Linked DNA regions of Homo sapiens: all the other regions are linked to region 1. The links are chromatin loops, found by intact Hi-C in ENCODE. Cell type or tissue: heart left ventricle. All regions are shown on one strand.

What was found. Hi-C counts contacts between places; a loop is a spot of excess contacts. Peaks named below come from ENCODE experiments on the same cell type or tissue, not always from the same donor. Only the 100,000 strongest peaks of a DNase experiment are listed, where the experiment ranks them.
Region 2: it touches region 1 in a loop (2.2-fold over the local background); 24 of 110 quality-filtered maps call a loop at or near these places.
Region 3: a loop joins it to region 1, with 2.7 times the contacts of the local background. A loop is called at or near these places in 24 of 110 quality-filtered maps.
Region 4: a loop joins it to region 1, with 2.0 times the contacts of the local background. A loop is called at or near these places in 25 of 110 quality-filtered maps.

What each region holds. Positions count from the first base shown.
Region 1 is chr20:9,340,309-9,348,308 of GRCh38, forward strand. The region is part of intron 7 of PLCB4 (phospholipase C beta 4); the gene reads left to right. Among named protein-coding and RNA genes, the nearest start is that of LAMP5, 170 kb to the right of the region's middle. In heart left ventricle, no CTCF peak of the experiment used is centred here; no DNase peak of the experiment used is centred here; H3K27ac peaks cover 1,697 bases.
Region 2 is chr20:9,211,470-9,219,469 of GRCh38, forward strand. PLCB4 (phospholipase C beta 4) reads left to right here. Exons shown (of 40, transcript NM_001377142.1): 3 at 5,921-5,983. Among named protein-coding and RNA genes, the nearest start is that of PLCB4, 150 kb to the left of the region's middle. RefSeq lists a silencer at 7,260-7,460. In heart left ventricle, a CTCF peak has its summit at 4,275 (motif pointing right); no DNase peak of the experiment used is centred here; H3K27ac peaks cover 1,262 bases.
Region 3 is chr20:9,081,634-9,089,633 of GRCh38, forward strand. All of the region lies in intron 1 of PLCB4 (phospholipase C beta 4), which reads left to right. Among named protein-coding and RNA genes, the nearest start is that of PLCB4, 17 kb to the left of the region's middle. In heart left ventricle, no CTCF peak of the experiment used is centred here; no DNase peak of the experiment used is centred here.
Region 4 is chr20:9,220,817-9,228,816 of GRCh38, forward strand. All of the region lies in intron 3 of PLCB4 (phospholipase C beta 4), which reads left to right. Among named protein-coding and RNA genes, the nearest start is that of PLCB4, 160 kb to the left of the region's middle. In heart left ventricle, no CTCF peak of the experiment used is centred here; no DNase peak of the experiment used is centred here; H3K4me3 peaks cover 281 bases; H3K27ac peaks cover 1,451 bases.

The DNA of each region.
Region 1 (8,000 bases):
TGGTCCTCATTCCAGAAGTACAGACCCCTCCTGGGAGCTTGTTACACATTTGAGTCTCAGGCCCACCCAGATGTTCTGATCCTGAATCTTCATTTTTGACAAGATGCTCCAGGTGACTCGGATGTGTGGTGAAGTTTGAGAACTCCTGTTTTGTAGCTCTGGAGGCAGAAGTGGATGCTCGATGTCACATAAGAGTGTTTGGTTCTGTCCTTATTGTGGTGGTTTTATGCTATCGTTCAGGTCACCTCACTTTGGGAGAACAGATTTTGCAGTGCCTTCAAGTTCTTTTATTACTCTTCTGAGATCAACTCCTTCTCTAATTACCAATTCATATTACAAGAAACAGGATGATGCAGTATGAGCTCAAGTATTGGGGCTTTGGGGCCACATTGCCTGGGTTCAAATCCTTGCTCGTCCCCTTCCCAGCTATGTGAAGCAGATATACGCTGGACCTCTCTGTGCCTCATTTTCTTCATCTGTAAAATGGGAACAGTACTAGAATATCTGCTCTTAGGATGATTGTGAGGCTTACATGAGTTATGACGTGGGAAGCACTTTGTGTACTGCCTTTCTTATTGAAAGCCCTTAATATGTGTTAGCTATTAGGATGACAGAGGCCAAGAATTTTAGAGTTCGAAATGGACCTTAGGAAGGGCTTCTCACCTCATTTTTCAGATGAGAAAAATGAAGCTAGAGAGGTAAAGGAACTCTGAGACCACACAGCAAGCTGGGCCAGAGTCCAACCTAAAACCAGGTCTTCTCATGCCCTATATGCTGCACCCACTTTGCTCTGTGCCCTGAGCAAATACAGTCCTGGGGAGATGGCTCAAATCAGTAAATCCCATAATGTTTTTGCTTTCCATAATTTGGTTGCTGTTAGTCTTGGCCCATTCTAAGAACCACGTTCTGAAACATACCCTTGAGTAGATTATGGATGTGTACTGTTGGCCCTTGAACAATGTGGGGGTTAGAGCTACCATACCCCTGTGCAGTCGAAAATCCATGTATAACTTTTGACTCCCCCAAAACTTAATAGCCTACTGTTAACTGAAAGACTTATGATAATATTAACAGTCAATTCACATACTTTTTGTATGGTATATGTATTACCTATTGTATTCTTACAATAAAGTAAGCTAGAGAAAAAGCAAATGTTAATAAGAAAATCATAAGGAAGAAAAAATATATTATTCATGAATTGAAAGTGGATCATCATAAAAGTCTTTATCCTCATCATCCTCACGTTGAGTAAGCAGAGGAGGAAGAAGAGGAAGAGGTTGGTCTTGGTGTCTCAGGGGTGGCAGAGGTGGAGGAGGTGGAAGTGGAGTCAGGAGAGGCAGGCACATTGGTGTAACTTTTACTGAAAAAAAATCCATGTATAAGTGGGCCCACATAGTTCAAACCCATGTTGTTCCATGACCAGTGATATATGTTTGAGGGTTGGGGGTGGGGGGATGTATACTTCAAGGGAAGATTTGAAGGTTTTCTCCTAGTATTATTGCCATTGAAATTTAAGAGCAGCTAGCCAGTTAAGAACTAAAAAATAATTCTGTATTGGATTTTTTATTCAAACTCAATACTATTTGAGCCTGCTCTTACTGAAGAAACTAAGTGTTTCAGCTTCTGGGAACTATTACATCGAATTTCATTAATAGCATAATATATAAATAAATATAAATCTCATTGTCCAAACTGGACAGTGCATTGTCCTTTCGGTTGATTGACACTGGAGAAAATATTGAGTACATTTTTCCACCAAATATACCTGCATGTGGATACTCTTGCCCCCTTCCTTATCTCAAAACTTAAAATAACCATATTTACCACCTTCAGCATTGACAACATTTTCTCCATCACCACCGTTTTATTTCTATTCCTCTATATGTGTTTCTATTCCTAATAGAACACACAAGCCATCAAAGTGAAAGTCTTTATATGAAATACACATAGATATAATTACCTCAGTTCGAAATGATGGCAGGATACATAAATCAAATTGGGCCAATGAGAAATGTAGAGATTTCCCAGGGTACATGAAATAGTGTTTGTGACTCACTGAGTGGTTCTACTCAAACGTGAGTATAGCCTAGGAGCCTAGAATCAGGGGGCCATGAAATATACTAACAGCCCTCTTACTTAGCCCATGCAATGAGAAGGTGCATTTTTGGTCAGTTTATCACAAAAGTCAATTCGAGCAAGTAATCATTTTTTAAAATTAATTCATATATACCTTAAACACTGTAACTTAAGGCATATAAATGTTGTTCTATTGTTGACTAATCTTTTAATGTTAGGGACAAGCCTTTTCATTAATTGTGGATCTGTTGCGTGGCTTTTATGTTTTGGGGTTTTTTTTTTTTTTCCCCCTGTACTTTACTCTGAATGCCTCAGATAGCCAGTTTGGTTTCTTTAAGGTGGATCTGAGACTAAGGACACTCATTGGGCAGAGTGCAATGGAATGCAAAATCCTACAGTTCTGTGACTTTTTTCCCTAATCTTTTAGTTATCTTGTCTACATGGAATTTGAGAAAAATATTTTTGGCAACTTGCCTTTAAAGAAATCTTCCCAAAATATTCAGCTAGAGAAACAACAATGCCCTTTCTTTCCACAAGATCGTGTCATTGGTTTACGCAATTTTTATGACAACTGACAATAAATAGGTTTGAAAACAAAAGTAACCCATGGTAGACATGTAAGGTGAGAGTAAAAGAGTACAAAATATTGGAAAGTGGCTTGCTGGCTGGGAGAGTCCAGCACTCCCTGGGCAATCTGTGTATTTTGTTTGTCTTATAAACACCTGATGAGTCTTGGTCTGACAAGTGAAATGTAAGTTAAGTGAGTTTCTAGTACAGAACTTGCTTATGAGTATCCTATGAGATTCATGAGTCTTTTTTTTTTTAATTCCTAGGCTCTTATTACACTTAAGATCTGACCATTTGGAATAATTCACTTAACCCAACATTTAATCTAGGCAAAAGGGTAAACTTTGAACTTAGTGTCTTTTATACCAAGGACCATGTTCCATGTGGAGGAAGCTTTCCTGACTTTCAGCAAGCCATTTTCCCTTCTGTATTCTTCTACTTCTCAAAGAGGGTCTCTGATAGTTTTTTTTTCATATTCAAGTGGGTGCTTTAAGAGTCAATAAAATATTATCTGAAACCTGAGTTTCTCAGGGTTGAATTTTAAATAAATACAAAATACTTTCCAGTGCATATGACTCTGAAAATATGATTGTGCTTTTTTCAGTAAAAGATAACAGCATTGTTAAGAGACACCTTGGTAGCTCACCTTGTCTTTTCTTCAGCTTCTCTCTCTGCTTTGAGAGTAAATACGTTTGTGTTGCCACTCTTACCTATTTAGGAGATTTGTGCTCAGTTCTATATACCTTTCTCCTCTACCGGTAAGTCCCAAATCAAAGCTTTCAACTCTTCTCACCTGCTTCTCCCACAGTCATTTTCATCTCAACAAATGTGCTCTCAGTTGCAGAGACCATTCTCAGTTGCAGAGACCATGAACACCTTCCTCTTGTGTCCTATGTTAGTCTGTTCACAAATACTGTTTGCTCTACCCTCAGCAGGTATCCAGAATCCAGCTGCTCCTCACCAACGTCATCACGACACAGTGGCCCAGGCCAATGGTCCAGGCCAATATCATTTCTTCCCTATTGTGCCCCAAGAGGTATCTAACTGGTCTCTTTTCCTTAGCCTTGCCCATTTTGGTCTAGTCTAAAAACAGCAGCTGGAGGGATGTTTTTAAAATGTAATTCAGATCACATCACTCCACTGCTCAGAACCCTCCAAGGCCCTGCTAGATATCATCCCCACCTCCCTTCCCCTTTCTACCTTAATCTCTCTCTTTCCTCCTACGCATTTTCTTCCAGCCTCTGGGACTTGGCATTTGCTGTTCCTTCTGTCTGTATCGTGCTCTTTCCCAGTTACACACAGAGCTTTCTCCCCCACAGCCCTCACGTGTCTGCTGGAAAATTGTCTTAGCAGGAGCTCCCCATTTCACCAGCCTTCGGCACTTCCTCACTCCTTTTCCTGCTCTGTGTTTCTTCTTAGCACGACTTACTTACCATAATATCCATTTATTCATTTATTTTCTTCCTCTGTCTGCAGGACGGCACTGTTCTGTTCACTGCTGTATCTGCAACATCTAGAACTGTCAGTGCCCGACACTTAGTGAGTGCTCAATAAAAACCTATTCTATTGAGGTATTTATGTTGACTAAATGAATTCCAACCCAAGTGATAAAGGTGTATAAACCTTAATGTTGTGCAACTCAAGTTTGTACAGTTCAGTTGTTAGAACAGACAGGAAGATGATCCTTTGACAACAAGACTGAGAAAATGTGATTCAATGATAGTCTAAAGGAAAGACAGAACTCTGGGATCCCGTGTGTTATTTTTAGAGCCACATTTCAGGATGTAATAGCGCTGCTGCTAAGAATCCATGACGAGACTGGAGGTTTTGACCCTGGTGTCCTGGCCTCTTTCCAGTTTGGATCATTATGTCCTGCTTACCTAAATCCTTCCTGTCGTTACAGTTAGAGAATTTAGCTTTCATTTCCTCTCCTAAACAACTGCCTGTTAAAAAGAATTACTAACAAATTGCTGTCATATTTACCCCAAACCTAGTACACCTTTCGCTAATAGGCGAGTCTTATACATCATAAAGCTTAAAACAGTTAAGAATAAATGCAGCCTACTAAAAAAAAACAAAAACAAAAAATTTACCCAGTGTGATGGCAGATGCCTGTAATCCCAGCTACACCAGAGGCTGAGTCAGGAGAACTGCTTGAACCCAGGAGGTGGAGGTTGCAGTGAGCCGAGATTGCACCACTGCACTCCAGCCTGGGCGACAAGAGTGAAACTCCATCTCAAAAAAAGAATAAATACAGCCAAATGAAGGTATTTTCCCATTTTTTTCTAAACTGAAATAAAGCTCTTTTTTTTTTCCTGGAATCATTCTCATCTTTTTGCTCACTGTTTTACAAGGCACTATAGAAATAATTGAATATGAGCATTCTAATAAGTTAATTTCATTAGAAAAGCAACTTTAGTTCCTCTCATGTTTTCTTTTGTTTTTTCCTCGCTCAGAATACAACTAGCTTGGAAGGATTTTGGTGTCTAGCAAAGTTGAAGGCAGTTCAGATGTCTTTCATTAATAAGTTACAGCTGGCACTGCACAGCAAACTGAAATCACAGTCACTAGACGTAAGATGGAAATGCAGGCCTCATTCAACATCTCCATAAATAAATCTGTTATTCTATACCAAGTTGAATTTTCCTTTGATTACAAAAAATAAGCTGTTATTATGACGTTCAAAATGCAAATATTGGGATTGAGTTTAGACCAGACTGCTCATTATACTTTATGCAGGTTTGTAAATATTTGGCAAACTTCATAAATTATGCCTTGTAATCAAGTCATCAAATAAGCATGTAAATAACTACTATAGAAATTAAATTACAAAAATATTATGTATTCTTTTGTGTACAAAAAGATAAAGTCAGGTTATTTGTTACCAGTAATAAAATATTATTTTAACAAATTGGGCTGAAAGTCAAAATTGCTTTGCTAAACTTGAATTGTGTTGAGTGAAAGACTTACTGCAATGGTTCCAGAAGAAGGAATTTATTCTTTGTTTCACTAAAAAAAAAATTGATTCTCTATTTAAATTGAGTCCTCCTGGCTTTGCTAACATCCTGCAAAGCCTCCAAGCCCTGCAACCAGTTCCTCTACTGATATTTAACCACAGCATTACCCCAAGGGATCAGAGGCTTCAGCCTCGTCTGGGGACTTCTTAGAAAGGCTATTGCATTTCTTAAAATTCAGTTTTAATTATACTGTATAGGCCAGTGGCTCTCAATACCTGAGAACTTATTAGAGATGCAGATTCCCAGGCCCTGCCCCACCCTACTGAATCAGAAAGCTAGGATTTCAGCGGCCTTCCAAGTGATTCTTATGCACACTCAAGTTAGAGAATCACTGCTAAGCAGAAAAGCTCAATCACTAACATTTATATCCTGCTTTACTTGCAGAGGCCTTAAAGAACTTACATTAACTTAGTGGTCTGATGCCCAGGCTCAACTGAGCTGATGCCTGCTGAATACTAAAGCAGCTAAATTGTAAATCTGAACTGCCTATTGATCACCCAAACCCCAGTATACTAATTAATAAAAGCTTCTTCACCACATTGCTTCAACAGTTTTTGAGGCTCAAATGTGGGATGAGTGTGTAGGTCTCTGTGTTAATTTTTGTTTTGTTTTGGGTTTCTTTAACGTTTCCAAGACTGAAAGTTGACATTTTCTTGTTAATTGTTTTTCTTGAAGCTCTTCTGAGTTCATTGGAAACAAATCAATGAGGGGGGGCATTAAGCTGTCCGGAGTGCAGAGCTGTGAATCAGAACAAATAATTGAGTGCATATTCTTAAGTTTAAATGTCCCATCCCACCTAAGAGTTTTCTTTTTGCCAAATAAGGATAATGGGTTTTATTGTTATTTCTATTGCTGGGTTGAGTTTACGGACCACCAGTCTCTGCCTTACATGGGCTGTGGTCATCAGAGAATCTGTGGAGCTGGTGAAATCAGTCTCCTGGGGCCTCCCATGACCACCTTTTTCCTCTGTGGCTCCTTCTTCCTTGCCTGCCAGTTCTCATTTGCTCTTGCAAGACCATCTCTCCTAGCAGCTGCTACCTCAGTGTCTCATCCGTGATGGCGCTCTCTGAACTCTGAATTATTTATTTGTGCATCACCAAAAGTGATAGTTCCTTTAGACCAGATTTTGTGAACTCAGATGCCTGTGGGAGCCAGGGAAATGATGTGAATAGCTGAAAACATGTCAGGCAAAGACAAATACGGGAGGGTGTGGACTTTAGCAAGTTGGAGTGCACATACGCTGTTGAGGGGGGCACTTTCACTTATTTCCAGCTAGTTTTCCAACTACCAAAACATGGGCCTGAGGTTTCTAGATTGTTTTCATGTCCATTTAATACTAACGTGGATTTTTTACATGAAATCTCTTGATATTAAAATGTTGGCAACTCATTTTTTAAACATTGTGCAAAATGACAAACATGTCTGTGGATCATTTAGAACCATAGCTATAGACATCAGGCACCATGTAGCATTAACACACTTGCACTAAAGTGAATGCTAATATTGACTTATTGTGTTCACCTTATTGGCATTTTAAATGAAAGATACCTGTTTGTTCCTTTATTTCTTCATTCAGCTATTCATCCAGGAATATTTTTTTGATGAAACCTGAACTTGGACAAATCATTTCAATTATATTAATCTTTTTAATCCTCATTTGTTAAAGAAAGGAATTGCACCATGTGTCCTTTGAAGTCACTTTCTCTTATAAGACTTAAGGAAGGACTGGCTGGGCATGGTGGCTCACACCTGTAATCCCAGCAGTTTGGGAGGCTGAGGCAGGTGGATCATGAGGTCAAGAGATCGAGACCATCCTGGCTAACATGGTGAAACCCTGTCTCTACTAAATACAAAAATTAGCCAGGCGTGGTGGCCCATGCCTGTAGTTCCAGCTACTCAGGAGACTGAGGCAGGAGAATCGCTTGAACCCAAGAGGTGGAGGTTGTAGTGAGCCAAGATCACGCCACTGCACTCCAGCGTGGCAACAGAGTGAGACTCCATCTCAAAAACAAAACAAACAAACAAAAAAACTTAAGGAAGCACTCTCTTTGCAAAATAAAGTGTACCAGGAGCCAAGGATGGTCCAGGTTAGTTGCTTTGACAGGACACTTGTGTACACATGGAAATCCCTAGATAAGCTTAACCTGGACTACATCATCATGACACCAGGAGTCAGCTACTAGGATAGGAGGCTTTGTGGTTGGAGAGGTGACAGAAGTCATTCTGGGTACTTCCTGTGGACATTAAAGGTTGAGAGATCCTGAGATAGAATGCAAGAAAATCAGTTGTTCTCGGCTTCAATCAGTTACACAAGAAGGAAAGATCTGAGAAACATTCAGT
Region 2 (8,000 bases), 130 kb before region 1:
TGTGCATTTTAACCAGATATGCTGGTGATTTGTATGTTAAAGTTTGAGAAGCATTGTCCTACCCCACTAGGTTCTAAACTTGGGTTATTCCTGAATCACTTTTATGGATTTGGCCAAATCTGAGTTTTACCTGAACTTATGACTCATCTTTTCCACTTAAATGTATTTGCTTAAAAAGAAAATACAACCATGATAATGATGGTAATGTGGTAACATTACTATTATAAGTAGCTGTAAATAATTATAGTTATGTACCCAATAGAAGTTATGTACCCATTCAATAGAAGAATGATTCCATTTTCTATAAATAGAAGGTAAGTGCTAATGCCCATGCATTCTACATTACCTCTCCATGTACCATTGTAAAATATCTGTATTTTAAGATGGTACATGGAAACTGTACCATTAATAATAAAGTGTAATAAACCATAAAATATCTCTTCATGGACCATTAGTGGGAGAGTGTTCCGCTTTGGGAAATAATGCTATGGTCGATTGTAAAAACGTCCACAAGGTCTTCCCCACTGTACATTCATGGCTTTGCAGTGTGCAGTGCCCCATCAAGAGGTGGGACCATTTCTCTATCTTTTGAATGTGGGCTTGACCATGTAACTAGTTTTGCCAAATGATATATTAGCCAATGCGATACAACAGAGGCTTGGAAAGTGCTTGTGCTTTGGGGCCTGCCTTCTTGCTTCTCTTGCAAACTAGAGAACACCAAAATAAGTGGTTATTGATTTAAGCTACAAAAGTTTGAAGTCTTTGTTGTACTGCACAATCTCACTGACACAACTGCTTTCCAACATTCTGTTTGCTTGCAAAACAATCATTTCCATGTTCAGTATTAAGTCAGAGTAAAATGATCTGTTTTTGTTCAACCTTGCCCAGTTACTCTTCACTTTAAAACAAAATCTGAATATTGAATATCTTGGGGGAGGACATCACATGCTAGTCTTTTTGTGTTCAGTACATATATAGATTCACTAAAACAGGCATGGCAATGTCACCTTTAAATATTTGTAGGTTTCTTCCTCCTCTGAGAAATAAAAGCTTCACCCTTGGCTAAAGTTCCCCATTGCTTTGAAATAAGACTATGTAAAACACTGTGGCATGATTAGTGGTGGTTTACAGTAAAATATTGGTGTTTTCTTATGGCTTGAAGGCAGTTCCATATGTATGCTTTTCTTTTGTCAGGGTAAAATAAAATTGGATGTTTTCCATCACAAGGAATCCCCTGAAGAATCACAATAAGACTTTTTAATATATATAAATTTTATCACTTACTGTGTTTTCTTGAAGAATGTGAGTGTTTTCTCATTTTTGGAAAAAGCTGACTGGCAAACTCACTATGTGTATTATAGCCTTTTTTTAAAAGACTGCTTTCATGAAGTATAATTTACATATCATAAAATGCACTCACTTAAAATGTACAATTCAGTGGTTTTTAGTATTAATATATTCGTGGCATTGTGCAACTATCAACACAATCTAACCTTTGAATCTTCATTACCCCAAAAAGAAATCCCATGCTGCTCCTCTAGTCATAGAGAGCCACTAGTCAGCTTTCTGTTTCTGTGGATTTGCCTGTAGTGGACATTTCATATACATGGGAACATACCATATGTGGTCTTTGTGCTTGGCTTCTCTCCGTTAGCATACTTTTTTTTTTTTTTTTTTTTTTTTTTTTTTAGACAAAGTCTCACTCTATCACCCAGGCTGGAGGGCAGTGGTGCAGTGCAATCTCGGCTCACTACAAACTCTATCTCCCAGGTTCAAGCAGTTCTCTTGCCTCAGCCTCCCAAGTAGGTGGGATCACAGGTGTGTGCCACCACACCCAGCTAATTTTTGTACTTTTAGTAGAGACAGGATTTCACTATGTTGGCTAGGCTGGTCTTGAACTCCTGACCTTAGGTGATCCACCCACCCTGGCCTCCCAAACTGTTGGGATTACAGGCGTGAGCCAACATGCCCAGCCAGCGTAATGTTTCTTTGAAGTTAATTCACGTAGTCATGTGTATCTGTGTTGCATTTTTGAATTGCTGGATAATATTCTATTATGTGAACGTACTACACGTTTTGTTAATATGTTTATCAGTTGATGGACATTGGGATTGTTTACAATTGGGCTATTATGAATAATGCTGCTATGAAATTTTACATGTAATTTTTATATGGATATATGTTTTCATTTTTTCTTGGGTTCATATCTAGGAGTGGAATTACTGGGTAATACAGTTACTTCATTTTTAACCATTTGAGCAACTGCTAGACTGTTTTCCAAAGCAGCAGCATCATTTTACATTTCCACCAGCAGTGTATGAAGTTTCCAATTTCTCTAAATTCTTGTCAACACTTGTTATGTCTTTTGATTATAGCTTTTCTAGTGGCTATGAAGCAGTATCTCATTGTGGCTTTGATTTATATTTCCCTAATGGTTAAGTATCTTTTCATGGTTGTATATCTTTTTTGGGAAATGTCTATTCAGGTCATTTGCCCATTTTTAAATTGGGTTATTTGTCTTTTTCCTGTCCAGTTCTAAGAGTTCTTACATCCTGGATAAAAGTTCTTTATCAGATTTCCTGTTCTGTGGGTTCTCTTTTCACTTTTTTGACGGTGTACTTTGAAGGACAAAAGTTTTTAAAGAGGTTCGACTTATCTTCTTTTTTCTTTTGTTCTTCATGCTTTTGGTGTCACACCTAAGAAACCATTGTTCTGGTCACAAGGATGGTGCCACCCAAGATCACAAAGATTTACTCCTATGTTATATTTACTTTTAAGAATTTTATAGTTTTACTTCTGTGATTCACTTGGAGCTAATTTTTGTCCATGTTGTGAGGTAGGAGCCTATCTTCATTCGTTTGCGTGTGAGATACCATATGTGGTCTTTGTGCCAGTTGTCCTGGCACCGTGTGTTGAATAGACTGTCTCTCCCCATTGAATGGTCTTGATACCTTTGTTGAATGAAACAGCTTTTGTTTGCATTAACACTGATACAACTCTGGGATTTGCAATTTTGTTTACCTATTATGGGAAAATATCTTTCTTCTTTGAAAGATCAAAACACGTGGGAAGACATACATAAACACCCCAGACACACACACACACACACACACACACACACACAGCCTCTGTCTCTCACACACACACTCATGCACACAGTCCCTTCTTTACCAAAGCCCCATGTAATCCCTTCATGACCCAGAATAATAGTATTTGAAAGGAAAAGTTGGTATGCTGGAGTCTTCATTCACATATTACTACAACTCCAAGTCAGTTGCAATAGTTTGGCTATGATATGCCAGTAGCTAAATAGTTCATGACAAATTGCTTATACTGCTTAACTTCTTTGTAGTTAAGTATTTCAACATTGCCTTCCCCACATGTTGCAATATCTTATATATGCCCAGAATTAGAAAGGTTTATGGAACAATGAGGCAGTTTATGTTAGATAGTTGCTAGGGAATTAAAGAAGAGAAGGGAAAACATGTGTCCAGTCTCTAAGTCTTTGATTACGAAATGACTTGGGCAGCAAGTGGTTTCTCAAAACGAGGAGCATGGTATGGCAGGATCATTAATCAATGAGCTTTTTGGGAACTCGGCCTGTTTCATAGCCTCAGGAGACATAAAAGAGTCATATAGTTTAACATTCCAGCTGTAGGTAGGCCACCTAATTATTCAGCATTCAACAAAGATTTATTGAGCATCTACTCTGTGCCAGGCGTTATGGTAGGTATTGGGGAAATACCTAGTGGTTTTCAATAACACATAATCCCTGTCTTCATGGGAGTCGTATCTTCATTATTAATACATAATTACAAATATAAATGTAAGATTGAAAATCTGGTAAATGTCATGGAAGAAGTGGCACTGTAGGGGTTAAACATGGGCGAGGGTGCCTGGGTTTGAATGCCAGTTTTGTGGGATTCTTGAATATTCAACTTCTTCATTCCCTTTTCTATAAAATGAGAGTACATACATTTTTGAGTTTTTATGTGGATTATAAATGATGATTCAATCCATGCTTAGAGCCAGCCTGCATCATAGTAAATAGTCACTAAATTAGTAAAGTCAGGGTACATGATGCTGTGTATTCCCTAATTCTGTATATTTGAAGTGGGATGTTGCTTTCTGTAGAGACTTTGGAGTGAATTGGCTTTTTTTCCATTTTAATTATAAAAATTATTTGCTTCATGGTAAAATATTACATAATGGTTAAATGTTAGGTTAAAATCAAAGACCTTACCCTTTAAAAATCTCCTTTTAGTACTGGTCCCCTAGAGGGAGCTAGAGGTAGCCACACTCAGTGTTTCTTGTTTTCCCTCCAGATGCGTTATTTGTGTATAACGATATATATGTCTGTGTATTTACATATAGATTAGTGAGGTTTGTCTTAACACAATGGAGCCATAGTATCCATATTACTACACTACTTCAGACTTTTTAAATTAATAAAATGACCTGAGAATTTGTTTCTATGTCTTTTCATATAGGTACAGATTTCCTCTCTTGTTTTTCATGGTGTAGTCTTGTATTATATGAATGTACCAACCTACCTGAGACCTTATTAAAGGACTGTGCTGTAGTCATCTCTATACATAGATCGTGACCTTCACAAATTTCAATTCAAACTTTATAGACACAGTTTTCCCAGGTGTCATCAGTTGCCTCTGCCTTCTTACCATATGGAAATGGGCTTCCCCTTACTTTTGTGTACTTCTTTTTTTTTTTGAGATGGAGTTTTTGTTTGTTTGTTTGTTTGTTTTTGTGAGATGGAGTCTCTCTCTGTCACCCAGGCTGGAGTGCAGTGGTGCCATCTCGGCTTGCTGCAAGCTTCGCCTCCCAGGTTCACGCCATTTTCCTGCCTCAGCCTCCCGAGTAGCTGGGACTACAGGCGCCTGCCACCATGCCCGGCTAATTTTTTGTATTTTTAGTAGAGACGGGGTTTCACCATGTTAGCCAGGATGGTCTTGATCTCCTGACCTCGTGATCCGCCCGCCTCGGCCTCCCAAAGTGCTGGGATTACAGGCGTGAGCCACTGCGCCCGGCCTGAGATGGAGTTTTACTCCGTTGCCCAGGCTGGAGTGCAGTGGCATGATCTTTGCTCACTGCAACCTCTGCCTCCTGGATTCAAGTGATTCTCTTGCCTCAGCCTCCTGAGTAGCTAGGATTACAGGCACGCACCACCACACTTGGCTAATTTTTGTATTTTTTTGTAGATATGGGGCTTCACCATGTTGGCCAGGCTGGCCTTGAACTCCACTCCTGAGGCAAGTGATCTGCTTGCCTTGGCCTCCCAAAGTGTTGGGATTATAGGTGTGAGCCACTGCACCCGGCCACTTTTGTGTACTTCTGACACCACCTGGAACTTTTCCTCCCACTCCACCTTGAAAAGATCCTGAAATCTAGATTTCAGCCAAATCAGAAATCCAATGTCAAATCCAGAATCAACATAAACAACTTAATAACAAAGACAATACGGAAACAGCCATAAAAAAAGACTCTCTTTGCAAATAGATGTAATTCTGTTATAAAAAGAGTTTTTTCCAATTACAGTTCATCTAAGGACATTATACTGCTAATCAGGAAAAGATAATTATATTTACTTTGAGAAGGTTTTAGATAGCCTTGTTGTTCTATTGCTGCTTAATTATTTTAATAGATTAAGAGGGTGAGTAGGATATTAGCAGCATTGTAGAGAGAGTGTATAAACTCTGTTGGCTGAGTATAGCAGTAATAATTCTGATATGATGACTGTGTGTCTGTGTCATTTGTTTGCAACTTATGCCACTAATTTTTTTTTGTTTTTCTGACGTTTTTAAATTTACATTAGATTCTGATTTTGAAGTGCAAAGGACTGTTTTTCTCCATGAAAACTCTAAAAGTCCTTTACATCGATTTGTCTTGTCTGTGTCTGTTTCAGAGGACAGTGCTGCTGTGAGTTTGACGAAGTGGACATCACCTGCAGTCAGTCCAGAGCTGCCCAGTGAGTACTTTACCGCCTGTGTGGAGAGTCTTTGGTTGTAGGTTTCTAGAACTTTCAGTCTGTAAGATGAATCCCTTCATTCTGGCTGATGCTGCTTCTGAAATGCCTCTCAAAACTGATTCACAGACATCTTCCTTGATGCGGCAGAGCATTAAGCAGGATCTCCCAGCACTTTCTAGGTTCAATTTTATTAATTTCACTACTAACCTTGGGCACTTTACCCTTTGCTAGATTTTCTACTTGCTCTCTGCAATAGTGTTGCCCGCATTTAGTAAGCATCACATGTTTTTGAAGTGATCATTGTCTACAATTCTTTCTGGGGAGAAATGTTTCTGTGACTTGTTTTCAGTCCTGTGCAGATTTTGCTTAAGAAGATTCCCACTGATGTGAAAAATCACAACTGTGTACATTATCAGCAAAAATCCTCCATTTTGGGGGAACTACCAGGGGATGATGTAAATAAATTCTTCCAGTGCTCCCCTAATGGTTCATTTTACAAACTTTTAAAGAAACGCAAAAAGGGGAACTGGAAATATCTTTATATGGCTGATTTGTTTTATTTATAAACTGTAACTTGCCAATACTTGTATTCCAGAGCCAGAATCCTAGTGAATATGAGACATGTTCTTTTATAATCCCTTGATCAAATTGCTGTTTGTTTATTTATTTATTTTTGAGACGGAATTCTCGCTCTGTCACCCAGGCTGGAGTGCAGTGGCGCAATCTCGGCTCACTGCAACCTCTGCCTCCTGGGTTCAAGCGATTCTCCTGCCTCCACTTCCTGAGTAGCATTACAGGTGCATGCCACCACGCCTGGCTAATTTTTGCATTTTTAGCAGAGACGGAGTTTCACCATGTTAGTCAGGCTGGTCTCAAACTCCTGACTTCGTGATCTGCCCACCTCGGCCTCCCAAAGTGCTGGAATTACAGGTATGAACCACCGAACCTGGCTCAAATTGCTATTTTTAAATTGCTGTTACAAGTAAAGCATTTGGACTATGTATCATTTCTTACCTTCAGGAACAAGAGGTCATTTTATAGTAATGGCGTGAACCAGCAACTTTATTGTTTCTCCTAATAGGTCCTCCTGGAGGATCTGTTCCTCTGGGCTGTTGGCATTTAATGGCTGAGTGTTTTCCTCCAGCGTTTTGCATATCATGTGAGATACTTCATTATCTTCTGGCAGTGCCCGTGGCTGATTTTCTTCCGGCCTTTCCATGAGGGGAAGGAAGAATCGCACAACCTGACACTTCTCTAAGTGATCAGTGTTTAATGATGACAAGAGATATCCAGAAAGTAGATTTATTATTGAATGTTCCTATCTATTTTTAGTCAAGTGCGCTATCTTTTACTACTCCCCAAGGATGACTCATAAACCATGTCTTAGTAGGCAAAGAGGAGTTGGGGAGTAGGAGGGACTGAATAATTCTCTCGGGACTTTAAATCAGTGTGGACACATCATCTGCTTTTCACTCCTTCATCACATTAATCTGGACTATCCACTTTCTCTGTTTAAGAGTTGTATTATCCTTAAATAGGTCATTTTTCATCAGCTGTATTTATAAATGGTTCCTATGACGAGTTATGTGCTTATTGAATATAAACACTTGATTCAAGAGTCCAAAAAAAGAACCCCAGCAGAGCTCAGAAGTTTTGTTAAATATTTTAAGTTCAAAGAAGAAATTCCTCTACATTAAGGAGTGTAAATGCCATGCATTTAATTTTACAAAGCCTTGGCTGGGCGCGGTGGCTCACGCCTGCAATCCCAGCACTTTGGGAGGCCGAGGCGGGTGGATCACAAGGTCAGGAGATTGACACCATCCTGGCTAACACAGTGAAACCCCGTCTCTACTAAAAATACGAAAAATTAGCCAGGCATGGTGGTGGGCGCCTGTAGTCCCAGCTACTCAGGAAGCTGAGGCAGGAGAATGGCATGAACCCAGGAGGCGGAGCTTGCAGTGAGCCGAGATGGCGCCACTGCACTCCAGCCTGGGCAACAGAGGGAGACTCCGAAAAA
Region 3 (8,000 bases), 260 kb before region 1:
ACTCTCTTGGGAAATGGAACAATCTGGTGCATATTAGTGACTAAGTTGATGTCTCTTAAATGAATAAATAACCAAATGCCATTATTGCAAAGCCTGCAGATTGGGTAAATTAGGAAAACAATCTGATGATTAAGCAAAAAAAAAAAAAAAGCCAAAGTTTAGTAAACCGAAGCCATCTGCAGACCTATTAAAGAAAAAAGTATTTCATGATTATTTACACTGGTCATTGAAAAGTAGCAGAATAATCAATTTGGAAATATGATAAGTAATTTGAAAATTCTATATCCATTATTTCTGGTAACAGAAATCCTGATATTGTAATCAGTATACTAGATCCAGAGGAGACATTTCCCTGAAGATAAGTTATCATTTTTTTCCTGATAGGCACATACTCATATTGTTTTTCCTATTTTATGAGTTCGATTTTAATCAAGTTATTCTTATTTTTCTTAACAGTGTGTTATAACCTGGAATTAGAAAAAAAATTTCTTATTTCAAACTTGGTTGGAAATTTAGGAACAAAATAATTTATTTAATCAGATTATTTTATTAAGTGGGACTCTTAGTAATTTAAAATGCTTTGTATTCATTTTCTTGTAGCATTTTCTTTTCAAAATGACCTGCAAGTACATCAGTGCCAAACAGAGAAAGCAAGAAAGCCATTAATTAATTGAAGGGAAATATTCTGCTGAATACAATACTGTTTTTGAAAGAACATGTTTTATAGTTCCAAAACCAGAAGGGAGCATTTTATTCGTAGTGGTTTGAATCTTGTGAAAAGAGTGTCTTTGACAGTCTTCACCAGGCCCCCCTCCCCAAGCTTGGAGCATTAATAGGACTTAAGAGGTGTTTTCTTCACATTTGGCTTCTTTTTGATTTCACAGATTTCTTTTAGCTTTGTGTCGAAAAGTGCTAAGTATGTTAATTATTAGATATATCATTATTCACATTTCAGTGCAGACAACATTTAGGAGGATTATAGTTTAGTTATTACAGCTTTTCAGAAAACACTTCATGATAGCACTTGGAAATACAGATAGAGAATATTTCCTTTTATTTAGAGACTTTTTGGACCTGTGAGGCCCTCTGAGAATCTTAAGCTTGGCCCCATTCTGTCCATTTTTCATTTCCTTTGAAAGAGTTTCAAAGTAACTGGTTAAAGTTTCTCCCCATCTGCCATAAGTAGCATAGAGGGATTTCTTGTGCAGCTACCAAAGGGAAATGAGGAAATTTAAAAGTGCAGATGATTTGGGTATTAACACATATCCTGGCAGTGGCTCTGCCAGAATCAGGCTCTCCCAAACCATTTTGTTTTATGTTAATTTTTATTTTCTCAGCTACAGTATTATAAACATGGCAGACCAACAGGTTTTCCATAAAGATTGATGATCAGGAGGAATCCACTCCTTAATTAAGAGCAGCAGATGCCTTCTGAAAACCTTCTGGAAATGTTCTACTTAATATTGAACCAAAGTGCTTCCAGCTTTGTTGGAAAGGTTAAGGCAATAATTACATGGAAGGTATGTCTCATTTGTCAACAGGGTTTTTGGTCTAGAATATCTCAAGAGCAGTTCCTGTCCATTTCCTTCTAGAGGTGACAGCAGCCTTCTTATTGCAGAAGGGTTATGGTGCAGGGAACATAAGTGCTTACCAATAACTGCTTCCTATCCTCACACAGGATACGAGACACAGGGTATGAGACCCTCAGAAAGGAAGTCTCTTTCTCTACACACACACACACTCATACACACACACACACACACCGCAGGTGCTTGAGCCACACTGTGGAATGGGATACATAAGAAATGGAGCCAATTCTTTGATATTTTTGTCTTTACTGGATGGCTTTGCAATATTTTAAAAATGTTGAAACTTCCAGGATTCTTTAACACCGGGCCCCTAACCCATTATTTATTAGGCTTAGGCATTGTGCCCTGGGCCTTCAGAATACAATCCCATTTCATTCTCTCAGCAATTCTGCAGGTTAGGTATAATTACGACCATTCGATACTAAGAAAACTGAGTGATTACAGCACTTACTGAGGGTCACATGGTTCATCAGTGGTATAGACAAGTTTCAAAATAAGGTTGACCTGACCTGAATCTGAATGGCTGCATCTGTGACCATACAGGCACAGAGGAAAGGCCATATGAGGACACGGGAGAAGGTAGCAGTCGTCAAGCCAAAGAGAGAGGTCTCAGGAGAAACCATGCTTGCTGGCACTGGCACCTTGATCTTGAACTTCTAGCCTCTGGAACTGTGACAAAATAAATTTCTGTTGTTTAAGCTAGTCAGTCTATGGTATTTAGTTATGGCAGTCCTAGAAACCTAATACAGTGGAGGGTTTCTTTTACATGCAGATGAAAGCAGTCCTTGTGATACAGAAACAAAGTATTACAGACCAAAAATATCAGAATAATAATTTTGGCATTTGAACACATGTTCCTAATTTCAAAAGGTGATTTTTTTCTTGAGTTGGTTTAGTTTAGAGAGTATTTGCTTTCACTGAGCTTTCATAAGAGTTAATTTGTTTACAGGCAGAGATGAGATAAATCATGTCTTTCTTTAGCCTGTTTCTTTATCTGTTTCTTTTTTTCTACATGAATTGCACATACTTCTTTAAGGAGTCTTATAATTAAAACATGTTAAATGAGCTCAAATCTTTTTCCATAATTAGGAACTTGAATCATTGCCTAATTTGTAATTTGATAAGTAATGTGTATTTGTTGAATTTTTCTGCTATCAATGTAAGTCCTGGGGTAATTTTCTAAAACAAAATAAAAATGGTTTTGGCTCTGTTTTCTTAACATATTAACAGTAGTCTAGGAAATATTTTAATTTCTCTTTAGTTAGTTGGTGCTTTCTCTTTGTAATTTTTTTTTTTGTGTGGGGAATAAATTATCATAAGACATTCATTAAGTGCATTGTAGTGTTTTGCTTAATTTGGTGCCTGTCAGGAAAAAACCCAGCAGCACAATGGAGGTGCTATGAATGAGTTATTTTATTTATTAATTTCAATCTAAATTTATCACCAATGGAGAAATAAAATATTTGTAGAATTGAGGTTATAAAACAGCAAACATAACTGCTGAATGATTTATATTCAGTACATTCTTTAATATAAAGATTGGATATAAAGACATCTTCAATATAAAGCATGACATTGATTTGCTTTAAATAAAAAAAGAATATATTTTCACAAGGTCAGGAGATTGAGACCATCCTGGCTAACACAGTGAAACCCCGTCTCTACTGAAAATACAAAAAAATTAGCCGGGCGTGGTGGCGTGCGCCTGTTGTCCCAGCTGCTGGGGAGGCTGAGACAGGAGAATGGCGTGAACCCGGGAGGTGGAGCTTGCAGTGAGCTGAGATTGTGCCACTGCACTCCAGCCTGGGTGACAGAGCAAGACTCCATCTCAAAAAAAAAAAAAAAAGAATATATTACTTTTTCTTTTTCCAATATTATTACTTGAGTGAGCTTTTTAAACAGTATGGTGCTATTTTATTAGTTAGGTAATGCATACATTTGATTAAGTGTGATATATTTTGTTTAAAATACTATTCAGAACCTGACATAGCTACAGCATAGAATGGGGTCACATAATAAAGGTTCTTCTCCTTTACATATGTGCGTGAACTTTCAGTGAGTCACATGAAATGACCACTGGTTTGGTCATTTGAGTTTATTTGAATACATTAGTTATGAGCTATTTAGTTCTTTCAAGCAGTCATAATTCATTCTCAAATTTTAAATCAGACATGTACTGTAGCTAGCACGTAGTAGGCTTTTAAATGTGTCCTAAAACTAATATGTAAGATGAGGACATGGGCCACAAACTGTTATTTTGCTTTCCTTCCTTATTTCATGGTTTTGTATATCTTATTTTGGATTTGTATGCATTCTGCTGCTTCTAAAATTAGTATCTAAGCAATGCATTTTTTAACATTAATTATCAAGTTTTGTCTTACTTTTAAATTCTGCCTTATATAAGGCAGCATAAGTGGGCATTACTGCCTTGCTGACACCTACTTTCCTGGGGTGAAATATATTGACCTTGACTGTAACCTTGACATTTAAGATAGTTGACTAGACTCTGAAAAGAGAAAGACCAGCGTGATTGTAAATCACACCTATTTGTATAACATCCTCAATTACGTAATAAAAATAATCCAGAAAATTGCCAAGATACTTGAACATATTATACGGGGATTGGTCTTAGAAGCACAGACTTACCCATGGGAATTAGTTCATTTTCTGAAGAGTCCTTCACCAAACTGAAAGTTGAGTTTACAGTCCTGAGAATGTGATGCCTCTTTGGTTATTATAACCACAAAACAGTGGAATGGCTGTTTCTTCCTTTAAGCAAAATGATATGTTTAAACTCTTTTTTTGAGGGATGATTTAAAATGTGTTAATTATGTGGCTTCATTTGGAATATAAGAGATGATATAAATTAAATTATCACTGAAATTTTTACCCTGCCTGCCTCACTCACTTTGACCTTAGGACCTTACAAAGAGTGAGAAAAAGCCATCATGATGAGAAAAAGTGATCATCTCAAACTCGTGTATGTAGATGAAAAAGGATATATGTTTCTGTGTGAGGATCCCATGTAGAAATACCTTTATAAAGTTACTTGCAACTACAGCATCGGTATATTGGGAAGGAAATGAACATTTTTTGAAGTGTCTTGTGAAGGTCAGGAACTCCTCTAGGGACTCTCCTTTGGGAGGAAGTTTAGCAAAATGGTTGTGAGCGTGTATGATGTGCATTGTGGGGTCCTGGCTTTGCTACTGAGAAGCCGAGTGACCTTGGTCAAGTCATTGACCTCGTCCTCCTTATCATCATTTTTTATATCTATCCTGTGAGATAGGTGGCAGTATCCTCATTCTACAGAAAAAGAAACTGAGGCCCATTTAAGTAACTTGTTCAGGGCCACATAACTAGCAAGTTGTAGCGCCTCAGCTGGAGTCAGACCCTGCTCAGGATTCTACCCTCTTCTACCCCTTCCATGTGGTCTTCCCCTCCTTCCAAGGCTGTGTTTGCCTAGCTACCAAGTTGACAGTTTTGATCAAATAGGTTGGTTGCTTTCATGTTGAATGAGCTCAGATTAGGAGCACCGATCATAGGGAAAAGGTTTCGAAAAGGAAATTGGGAGAAGTGACTTATAGCTGGCCATTGCCCTAGCTGATTATGTGTTCTTGAGCAAGTCATTTCACATCACCGGTTTAAATGAAGGGCTTAGGCTTCTAGAACTATTTCTTTTATATTTACCCTTTTATCATCATGAAGTGTTTCTCTTTGTCTCTAGTAATCCTCTGTGTGGAAGTCTATTTTGTCTTATTAATATAGCCAGTTCAACATTATTTTGCTTACTGTTTGCATGATATAACTTTTTTCATCCTTCCAACTTATTTGTGTGTTTCCGTTTAAAATGTGTCTCTTTGTAGAGAGCATATAGTTGATTCTTGCTTTTAAAAAAATCTATTCCGATAATCTTTGCCATATAGATGGAATGTTTAGTCCATTTACATTTAAAGTTGTTGACATAATTATATTCTGTGGTTAACATTTTATGAAATATATTACATTTGCATTTTGATATTTCTATATCTTCTCAGTTTTCTTTCAGATTTAACTTTATGGAAAAAAGTCACAAGACTTATTTTATACTATACATAGTATACTATACATAGGTTGTATACATAGTATAATTGGTTTGTTGGATGGGCCACACTTAGTGAGACATAAACAGAAAATAGCTTTATTCTCTCCTCTCCTGTACTTTGAATGATTTTTTTTGGCAGATCCTATAGCTTTTCAGTCATTTTACAGTATTGGAACAACCTAATTTTCAAATATTAGAAAAACATAGTACAATGTAAATCAAAACTTCCATTTTCCCATCCAGTTTGTAGCTTCTCCCCTTTTTTCATTCTTAGGCTTGAGCCCAGGCTTAGTGATCAGCAGTAGGGAAGAAAAGGAATTCCTGGTTTAACTCTCCTCTCTTCCTCTCCTACACATTATCTGGCTCCTCCAGAGTTGACACGGGGGACATAAAAGGGGCCAAGGCTATTGCACGTAGCAGGTGCTGTTTGTTTTCAAGGCCAGTTCTTTCTCATACACACCCTGATGGATTTTTTGGAGAGCCCTTGCAGGTCCATTGGCATCATGCCATTATTTGCTTTGAGCACTGCAATATCAGCTCCTCATATTCCAGTGGAAGATCACTGGAGTGTCTCTGTGTCCTTGTCCAGGCAGCCCACTCAGATGGAGGCTTTTCAGGATCATTCAAACATGACAACCTTCCATAGTATTCACAAGGTCCACAGGAAAACTCTCATCTTAACACCATCAGACCCCGAGGGCACAGCCTGCTTCTACTTCTACTGGGGCTCTGTTGCCTTGCAGATGGCATCAGCCAGCCAATCTGATGCACAAGCCATGGTTTCTGCACTGAAGCAGGCATCCAGGCAGGGAATAGAATATCAGCCTCTGTCATTGCAGATAGCCTCAATTTATTATGGCTTTTCTTTTCTTTTCTTTTTTTTTTTTTTTTTTGCCTTCCTTATGAGGTGTTAGAGAGAGAAGGAAAGGGATCTGTTGAATTTTCTTTGAAGAGTTTGCTGCAGTGCAGTTCTTCTCATACACAGACTCTTGGAGGTGATCTCTGGACTGGCTTGGCCATGTGTAGCAAGTCCTGTGGACATATACAAGGAACTCATCATATCACCTTTGGCATTGAAACATTAGCAGAAAATTGAAACAATATTCCCTTTTCTCATCATTAGAAGAATTTAGAGATCACTGGCTTAATAGTAAGATGCACAGATAAGTGTTAAACCTTCAGCTACATTTATAATTCGTGAACTGCCACACTCTGTAAGCTCCTACCTTCACAGTAATGAGAAATACTAAGTACCAAATAAATGCTTAATGAATCAAGTCATGGTGATTGCAGGATATTGGTCTCTGGGAAAGGTAAAGGTGACCAATATAATAAGAGGAATGAGGTTGCTAATCTGTAAAATTCTTTACTGATTTGGTTAAACAATGGGTCACTTAAGTGGAAAAAAATAGAATTCAAAACTACTGTTAGCCTTGTCAAACTAGTTGGTCAGGTTGGCCTATATAAAACCTGAAACTGGATTGACAGGCACTTCTGCTGGAAATCTCTAAACAGTACAGATCATATAGGTATATTCATAAATGTATATATATGTAAATGTGTACTTTTTTGAGGAATATATATATACTTTTGCATATATATGCAGACATATAAATATGTATTTTATAGACTAATATAACTGTCAGAGAAATGACATAATGATGTCATATAATATATAAAATATAAAAATATACTTTAAGAGTTGGCAAATAATAAATAGCACAGATAAAGGAGAATGGTTTGGAACAAGAAACAGGTAATTTCCCCTAATTTTTGGAGCAGAAATAGATGAATATGAAATGTATATATCAGTTCATTAGTTAGCTTATTTCAAAGTACAAAATAGCCTTAAAAGATTTAATGTGATTTTGTACCAGAATTTATAGGTGACAATATGATAAGAAGTTACTTTAAAGTTATAAATTTAATTTTGACTAGTTAATTATCAATATATTTAAAAATATATTAACATGTGCTTTATCCTAATTAAAAGGAGATTATATCTCAGTAGTGTCTAAGATTTTTAAAAATAACTTTGGTACTTATAAAATATGTGATTATGTAAAAAATATTGGAAAATAACTTAAAAGCACAAAGAAGAAGGGAAGAAGGCAAAACTACCTTTAATCTAATTATAATAGGTGGTAACCAATATAGGCCAGAATGAGAAACACCAGATTGCTTTTTGTTTATTGATACATTTTTTCCATGAGTGACAAAAATTGGTCTTTTCATGGTAGAACTTCCTTTGATCTATATTTAATCAGCTCACTTAATTTTCTGTTTAAAACTAATAATTCCTTTCATGGCTAGACTTTGTATGTAGGAAG
Region 4 (8,000 bases), 120 kb before region 1:
TCTTGATCTAAGATCTGTGGCCTAGGGTTGCTGCAGTGCTCTATAGGAATGAGGATCCTTCTTATTACCCTGTAAATACTTTAGTTATTTCAAACTCTTGAGTGTTACAGAAGCTCTTATCCATGGTACAACAATAGCAAGCACAAAAACCTGTGGTTTCTTTCACATTTTCTTAGAGCACATTCATGCATGCCAAGAGTCGTGAGATGAGCTCTCCAGAAGCAGACTGAGAAGAGGATTTCTGCACAAGTGGTTTATCAAGGCAGGGCTCCCAGGAGAAACTAGTGAGTGGGGGAAGGGAAGGGAAAGGGAAGAAGCCAAGCAGGGAGATGATTCAAGCAATGTGCCTGCCCCAGCCTGATCCTGGGGGCAGAGTTGGGGGGTGCAGTGGGCCGCTCTGGAACATAATTGCTCCCTAGAGTCTGTTCCACATCAAGGCAATGGAGCTGGGCTTTTCCACTCCTGCATCAGTCACTGACTGTGGGCAGGTAAGAGAGGGCTATAAACTTCCAAGCACCTCTGCTGTCTTCATCTGCATGTGAAGCAGCTTCGGTGGTTGAAGAAGGTTTTTCTTAAGAAATGTTGGTACCATCCCTTAGCAGCAAAGCACACAAAAGCCGGGAAAGGGCACACAAGACGATTAAAGGGACCCAGTGTTATCTGGGCAGGACACTAGAGTGTCTGCTTTACCAATCCACATTCCATCTTCCTCCTTGCCTCACTCCTGCGGGCACATTTTTAATCCTTAGCCCATTTCCTGGTGTAGGTTAAGCACTTTCAGAGGCTGCATAGGATTATTTTTCCTCCTCTGAGAATGGAGTCAGCTACTGGTTCAAAGAGCTAAGTCCTAAAGTAATTGCAGTGTTGGGAGACACCTAGGTAATTTTCAGTGAGTAGAATTTCTACATATATTAGAGTTTTAGAAATAGAAAACTTGACATTTCAAAGCTTTCCTTAGTAAAATCATGGATAATGATTTCAGTGCCCTGAAAGAAGAGGTGAGGATGTCATGTGATTGTATGATTGGAGATTATTCTTACTAGGAACATTTCCAGGCACACAGGTTAACTTCATTATTCTTCATTCTCATCTCTTTTAGCCATCCTTTATTTTATTTCCTAATAGTTCACCTTTGCCTTTGGAAGTATTTTCTTTTCATAAGCTTTTAAGGGAAATATATAGTGTTTCTTGGGCACCTTCTATTTATTTATTTTATTTTGTTTTATTTTATTTTATTTTATTTTATTTTATTTTATTTTATTTTATTTTATTTTATTTTATTTTATTTTATTTTGACAGGGTCTGGTTCTGTTGCCTAGGCTGGAGTGCAGTGGCTTGACATAGCTCACTGCACCCTGGAACTCCTGGGCTCAAGTTATCCTCCTGCCTCAACCTCCTAAGAGGCTGGGACTACAAGTATGCACTACCATACCTGGCTAATTTGTAAAATTTTTTTTGTAGAGATGGGGTCTAGCTATGTTGACGAGGCTGGTTTGGAGTTCCTGACCTCAAGTGATCCTTCCAACTTAGCCTTTCAAAGCGCCAGGATGACAGGCATGAGCTACTGTGCCCAGCCCTCTTGGGTGCCTTCGATTCAGTACAGCACAAAATTTCATGATTGTTCACCTGATGTCCTAGACCAGCCAACACTGTCCAATAGAAATATTACGTGAACAACATAGAACATTTTGAATTTTCTTGTAGCTTCATTAAGACAGCGAAAAGAAAGAGGTTACAGCAGCCTAAACTGGAGGCTGGAATGTCCAAAATCACAGGTGAAATTAATTTTAGTTACATATTTAACTTAGCATATCCAAATAATTATTTCAACATTTAATCAATGTAAACATTATGGAGGTTTTACCTTTTTTTGTCCACTGAATATTTTGTACTTAAAACGGCTTTCAAGACTAGCCATATTTCAGTGCTCAAAAGCAACATTTGGCTCGTGGTACCATATTGGCCAGTGCAACTTTAGAATATTATAGAGAAACTCTGGTAAAAGGCCTTATTCTGTTTGAATAAGACTCTTAGTCAGTGCTTCTGAATCTCCCAGCTTGGTAACACTACTCAGTAAGGAAATGAGGCAGCACCGTGGTCCAGAGAGAGTGAGCTGATCTGTCCTTGAGGTGCTATTGCTACTTCCATTTTTGGATTTAGTGCCCTGTTGTACATGAATTAGGATTAAAACATTTAGGTTTGGCAGCTCAGATGTCACTGATAACCTTCAAAGGTCACTTAGAAGATAGTGGGCCTTGAATGGAGGGTAGAAAGTAGAAAAATTTTAAAGAGGAAAGGGAGGGAATTTCAATGGGAAAAAAATCTATATATGTATATCGTGTGTTTTGGGGGAGGATTCTAGAAAAGTTTGGGTATAATACTTTTATGCAAACTCATGGGGCTGGAGTGTTACATATACAATGAGAAAGGTATAGTTAGTGGCCAAACTGATACCAGACTCAAAGAGTCGAATTTTGCAGTACATGAAATGAGATATCACCATGATATAGTATATACGTTGGGACCTATTCTGGTTATTTATTGTTGTGTAAGAAGTCACTTGAAGATATAGTGGCTGCAAACAACAGCAGTCACCTTTTTACCTCTCAGTTTTTCTGTGGTCAGGAGTTAGGGAAGGGCCCGGCTGTGCATTTCTGGCTTGAGTTCTTTCATGCAGTTGCAGTCAGGTGGCAGCTGACGCTGGAAGAGCAGGCAGCTGGTATGGCTCAGCGTTTCTTCCTCCTCACCCAGTCTCATGTGGTCTTTTCTATGTGGTCTCTCTTCATGGGCAGCTTTATTCTCATAGCATGGCAGCTTCAGAGCAGGGGGACAGCCTGCCTGGGCTTCAGTGTGATTATTCTGTCCAACCAGGTGGAAGCAGCATTGCTTTATGACTTGGCCTTGGAAGTCATGCATGGTCACGTCTATCACATTACAGTAGTCCTCTCTTATCTGTAGGGGTTACGTCCCAAGACCCGCAGTAGATGCTTGAAACTGTGTTAAGTACTGAATTTTATATATGTTACATTTCTTCTATCTGATAATCAAGATAACTACTAGTGGCCAATGAGTGGGTAGCTAGAGTGTACAGCATGGATAAGCTAGACAAAAGGATGCTTCTGGATGTGAGAGATTGCATTGTGTTCCTCAGAATGGGATACAATTTAAAGCTTATGAATTATCTCGGGAATTTTCCATTTCGTACTTTTGGACTGTGGTTGACCTTGGGTACCTGAAATCATGGAAAGCAAAATGGCGTCTGCCCAGTTTCAAAGGGAAGAGACTTATGAGTTCAACTCTCAGAGACAGGAGTGTTGAAGTCACAATGTGCGAAGATAATATTGCAACTATTTTTGGGCAATATCATCTGCCTCAGGGACCCTCTCCATTGCCACTCCTGTACCCATCTTGCTCTCTTGAGCTGTGCTCTGGGAGCGCTGTGGTATGAGCACAGCTTTCATTCCCGGGCACCCTTCTATACAGTGGCTCTCTCTTCTCTCCTTACCCAGTAAGCTGGACTGGACAGTCCTTAACAAAATGTGAAGTCTTCTGCTTAGGCACTAAATGGCCAACCCTGGCCCTCTGTTTATTTTTCATTATCTTCCTTCTTTATTGTTAGAGGCCTTCCCAAGCAGTGGGCAAACACCAACCCCAGCTGTTCTCCTCTCATTTTTTAATTTGTGGAGCAATTGAGAGAGAGGAGAGAGAAAGAGCAAAAACAAAAAGGAGGAAGAATTTTCTAACCCCTTACTGGTCTTACTGAAAAGACTTGTCTTACCTTTTCCACCTAAGGATGTCATCTCCAGAAGACAGAATTCTTCGGTTTGGCCAACTGCCAGGTTTTTCTCACCATCTTTCCATTTCTAGGTTGATTCTCCTTTGCTCTGTCTCTTGCTGTCCCTGGCCAACTGGGTTTCTCTTCCCAAGGTGATTAGAAGGAAAGGGGAAAAGCATGGGGCCAACACCATGACCTTTGAGAGAGAACTTTCCTAACAGTTGCTAAGCTCAACATTCTACCAAATACTGTTCGCCCTGGTTTTCATAGGAAAATCCCTCTCCTTTGCCACAATCTCATCTTTACCTCAACATGGGCTCTGAAACTAGGTGCATAGTGAGCATTGACTTGCTTTCTTTTCCCTCCTTTCTTTTGTGAAGTCATACTTTCAACTGGAAAAGATTGAAATGCCAGCTGTGTAAGAGTTTAGGTGAAGCATGCTGAGTTCTGCAACTTATTTACTATGAAATGGATTAAAAAATGCTGATGGATGGATAGACCGATGAATGAAGGGCTAGATATTCAAAAAAGCTAGTAGCATAAAGTGTTCATTGTAGAATCTAGCTGGTAAGTATATGGGTATACTACCCATATATATCACATAGTATATACTTACGCTGTATAAATATACATAATATTAATTTTTTTCAACTTTGTAAAAGAAAAAGTTAGAGAAGAGAAGCATTAACCATAAATTATAGTAGTGGGATACATTTGAAAACAAAATGTTCATTTCCTACTTAACAAATGCTTAAGGCTTGTCTTGGTTTTCAGGTGAACTTTTTAAAAGGTTGTATTAGCATTGTTAATTGTTCTACCTTCAGTTTACCTTCAAGGTTTAAGGGACCTGGAAAAGATGTAACAGTCGAGTCTAGAAAAATAGTCTAAAATTCTAGCCGTTGCCCTTAGATTTTGTAGTTTCTTTGAGCTTGTCACATATTGCTTGTGAGTATGCTATTGAAGTCATTGTATTACGGTTGTTTTTCTGTGTCATTTCCTGAGGGCCTTTGTGGTGGCAATAGTAAGAACTTATTCCAAAGATAGGATTTCTTGTTTCCTCACCTGTTCCACACACTCCCATGTTAAATTGGGCATTCTGAATCTTTTCCAGAACTGAAATATGGATTTTTTCCCCTGCATTGGGCATGTTTGCTTTGTTTTATCTGCTTCTATAAGAGAGAGGGAACAATATAAATCCAGTTCAGCTCCCTGGATTATTTTTTGATATATCAATAAAATGTTTAAAGTTATTGGAAATTGTTGCATTTGAAAAGTTCTTAACTATTTTACTTTTCTGAAATGAAAAGAAGAGCAGGCATCTTGTCTTTGCTGTCCTCAGGTGGGAAAGGGCAGCTTGCTGAGGACTGAAGACTAAAATAAACCCTCCCAGGAGAGGAACCGGCCGGTGACCTTGGCTGCAACCACCTTGCAGATCAGCTGCTTCATTCCTTTCCATATTTTGTGGCCTGTGGGGGGAATCAAGTGTCACAAAAGCAGGAAGAGAGCAGTTTGAGGAAGACTCCAGAGGCACTGCTGGTAAAAGTGCTGACGTGATCTCCTGACCCTTTCCGTATGGCTGGAGGACTGGTGGTTTTATAGTGACCATTCAGGTAGCTGGGAGGAGGCAATCCTCCTGTGAAAAATAAGCTGTAAGAAACTGTTGCAACAGTTGTGTTTTTTTATACTCCTCATGTAATAATAAAGCGGTCTAGAATTTGGATAGATGCCGTTACATTTTTGCATTGGAGGTATGTTAAAGAGCCCATACTGAGCTAATAGAAAAATAGAAGTTAACTCACTCTTCTGAGCAAGTAGAAGTTTATTGAAAAACTGAATGATTTTGGTGATTTTTAAATTTGTCACCTGGCTGGATACATCACAGTGTGGTGGGAAGAATGTGAGCTCTGAAACCTGGGACCTGGGTTGTCCCATCTGTAAAATGAGCACAGTATTACCTTTTTCATTGGTTTTGGAAGTATTGACAGGGAGATGGTGAATCTATAGGACTTTTCTTATTGCAGATACTGAGAATCTTCGTCCCCATTTTCCTTCCTTTCCTATAGATGCTGATATTATAAAACAAGATTTTCATGAGGCTCAGAACTAATTTCTAATGAATTCACTTATTCCTCCTCTTCTGTGGGCTTCTGCTCTTTCTTCTGTACAAGTAGAAAGGAATTAAGAGTCTGCAAGGCACCGATGTTGAGGAGCTCACTGTATCACATTATTCTCATTTTGGGACCCTTTTCCTACCTAATAGTGCTCTGTCCCTGGGACTTTACACAGTGACATTTCTGTGGATTCTAATCATTTTACCTTCCCATTAGCAACAGCAAGTGTTCTGATTTCTTTCCATCCTCACCAACACTAATTTTTTGTTTTTTTTGTTTGTTTTTTTTAAATTAGAGCTTTCTTAGTAGGTATGAAATGGTACCTCCTTGTGGTTTTGCTTTATATTCCCTAATGACTGATGCTATTGTTCACCTTTTCACTTGCTTGCTGATCATTTATACCTCTTCTCTGCCCTTTGCCCATTTTTTAAGTGGGTTGTCTGCTTTTTTGATGTTGTTGAATTCATTGTAAGACTTTTTTTTTTTATATGTACTGGGCACTTGATCCTTTTCAGATATATGACTTGAAGATATTTTCTCCCATTCTGTAGACTGTCTTTTCATTTTCTTGATAACATCTTTTGATACACAAAAGTTTTTAATTTGACAGTCAAATGTATCTATTTTTTCTTTTTTTCCCACTTTTCTTGTCATATGTTAGATCCCTTCATATTTTGTTGTTATATTTAAGAATCCAAGTTTATGAAGAATTACCCTAAGATTTACACCCTGTGTTTTCTTCTATCAGTTTTATGATTTTTAGCCCTTATATTTAAGTCATAGAGCCATCCTGAATATGATGTGAGGTAGGGGTCTAATTTCATTAATTCGCATGTAGATATCCAGTTGCCCCAGCACCATTTATTGAAGAAACTATTCTTTCCAAGATTGAATCATCTTGGCACCCTTGTCAGGAGTCTATTGGCTGTAGATTTGTGGGTTTATTTCTTGATTCTAAATTCCATTGCATTGTTCTGTATGCCTATACTTATGTCACTGACACACTGTTTTTATTACTGTGTCTTTTGTAGTAAGTTTTGAATTCAGGAAATGTGAGTCCTCTAGCTTTGTTCTTTCCCATTATTATTTTGGCTACTTGGGGGGCTCCTCTTGAAGGAAGAGTTTTATTTTATAAATAAAAATGTAATACTTTTATTATTGTTTTGTCCTGCAGTGATTTTTCAACTATGGTATTATAGCTCAGGAGAAAGCAACTCCAGTAAATAATCATGTGATTGCATATGGGGTTATTATAGGCATGCTACAATCCAAGGGCTTCTTTTGCTTAAAGTTTTACATTCTAGAAGCCCTGGAAACCTTGATGAGAACTACATCAGTGGTATTCAAAGCAAAGCCAGCGCACAGACTGCTAAGTTAAAGCTGCTTGTTAGAATTCCAAGGGGCCATATTCCAGCAGCCTTTTGGAAAAGAGCAAATGTATGAGCTTCTCATTTGCAGTGATAACTAGACACTGTCCTGATTTATGCATATGTTTGCCTGTACTAGTTATTGCCTTCAATTATAGAAGCAATTTTGAAAACAACTTTCTCTTATGTAAAAGAAAGCTGTGATACAGGCATCAAAATCAGGAAAAAAATCAGAATTGTGATGAGAGAGAGTAAGGAAGAAGGCAGGTGATTTTCCTGGGATAAGTCACATTTGTTTCCAGTATGTTTGACCTCTAGACCATTCCTTTTTGAGTAGAGGAGACTATGTAGGATTTTCCTTTTGGAAAGAACTTTTGTCTGTGGATCCTTAGCAACTACTCTTTAAGCACTTCCAGATGGTCTTTAAAGTCCTCATCTAATGGAAGCTGAGAGATTGTTCCTGGGGGTTAGGGGGTGGATAGAAAAGGGCTTTAACTACTGGATACCTTGACAATGGGAAGCTATAAGAAGGAGACACATGTATTTTTCAGCTGACCCTCATCAAAATACAATTAGAAGTAGGTACATATGTGTGTTTATGTGTATATGTGTGTTTATGTGTATATGTATTAGACACTGCTGAGCCTAGAGCACTGAGTGAAACACTTCAGTAACTATAATGGGAGAACTTCTTGGATTAGACAAACTAAAGGAGGAAGAAAGAAATGGGCTAGGGCAGAAGGCCCA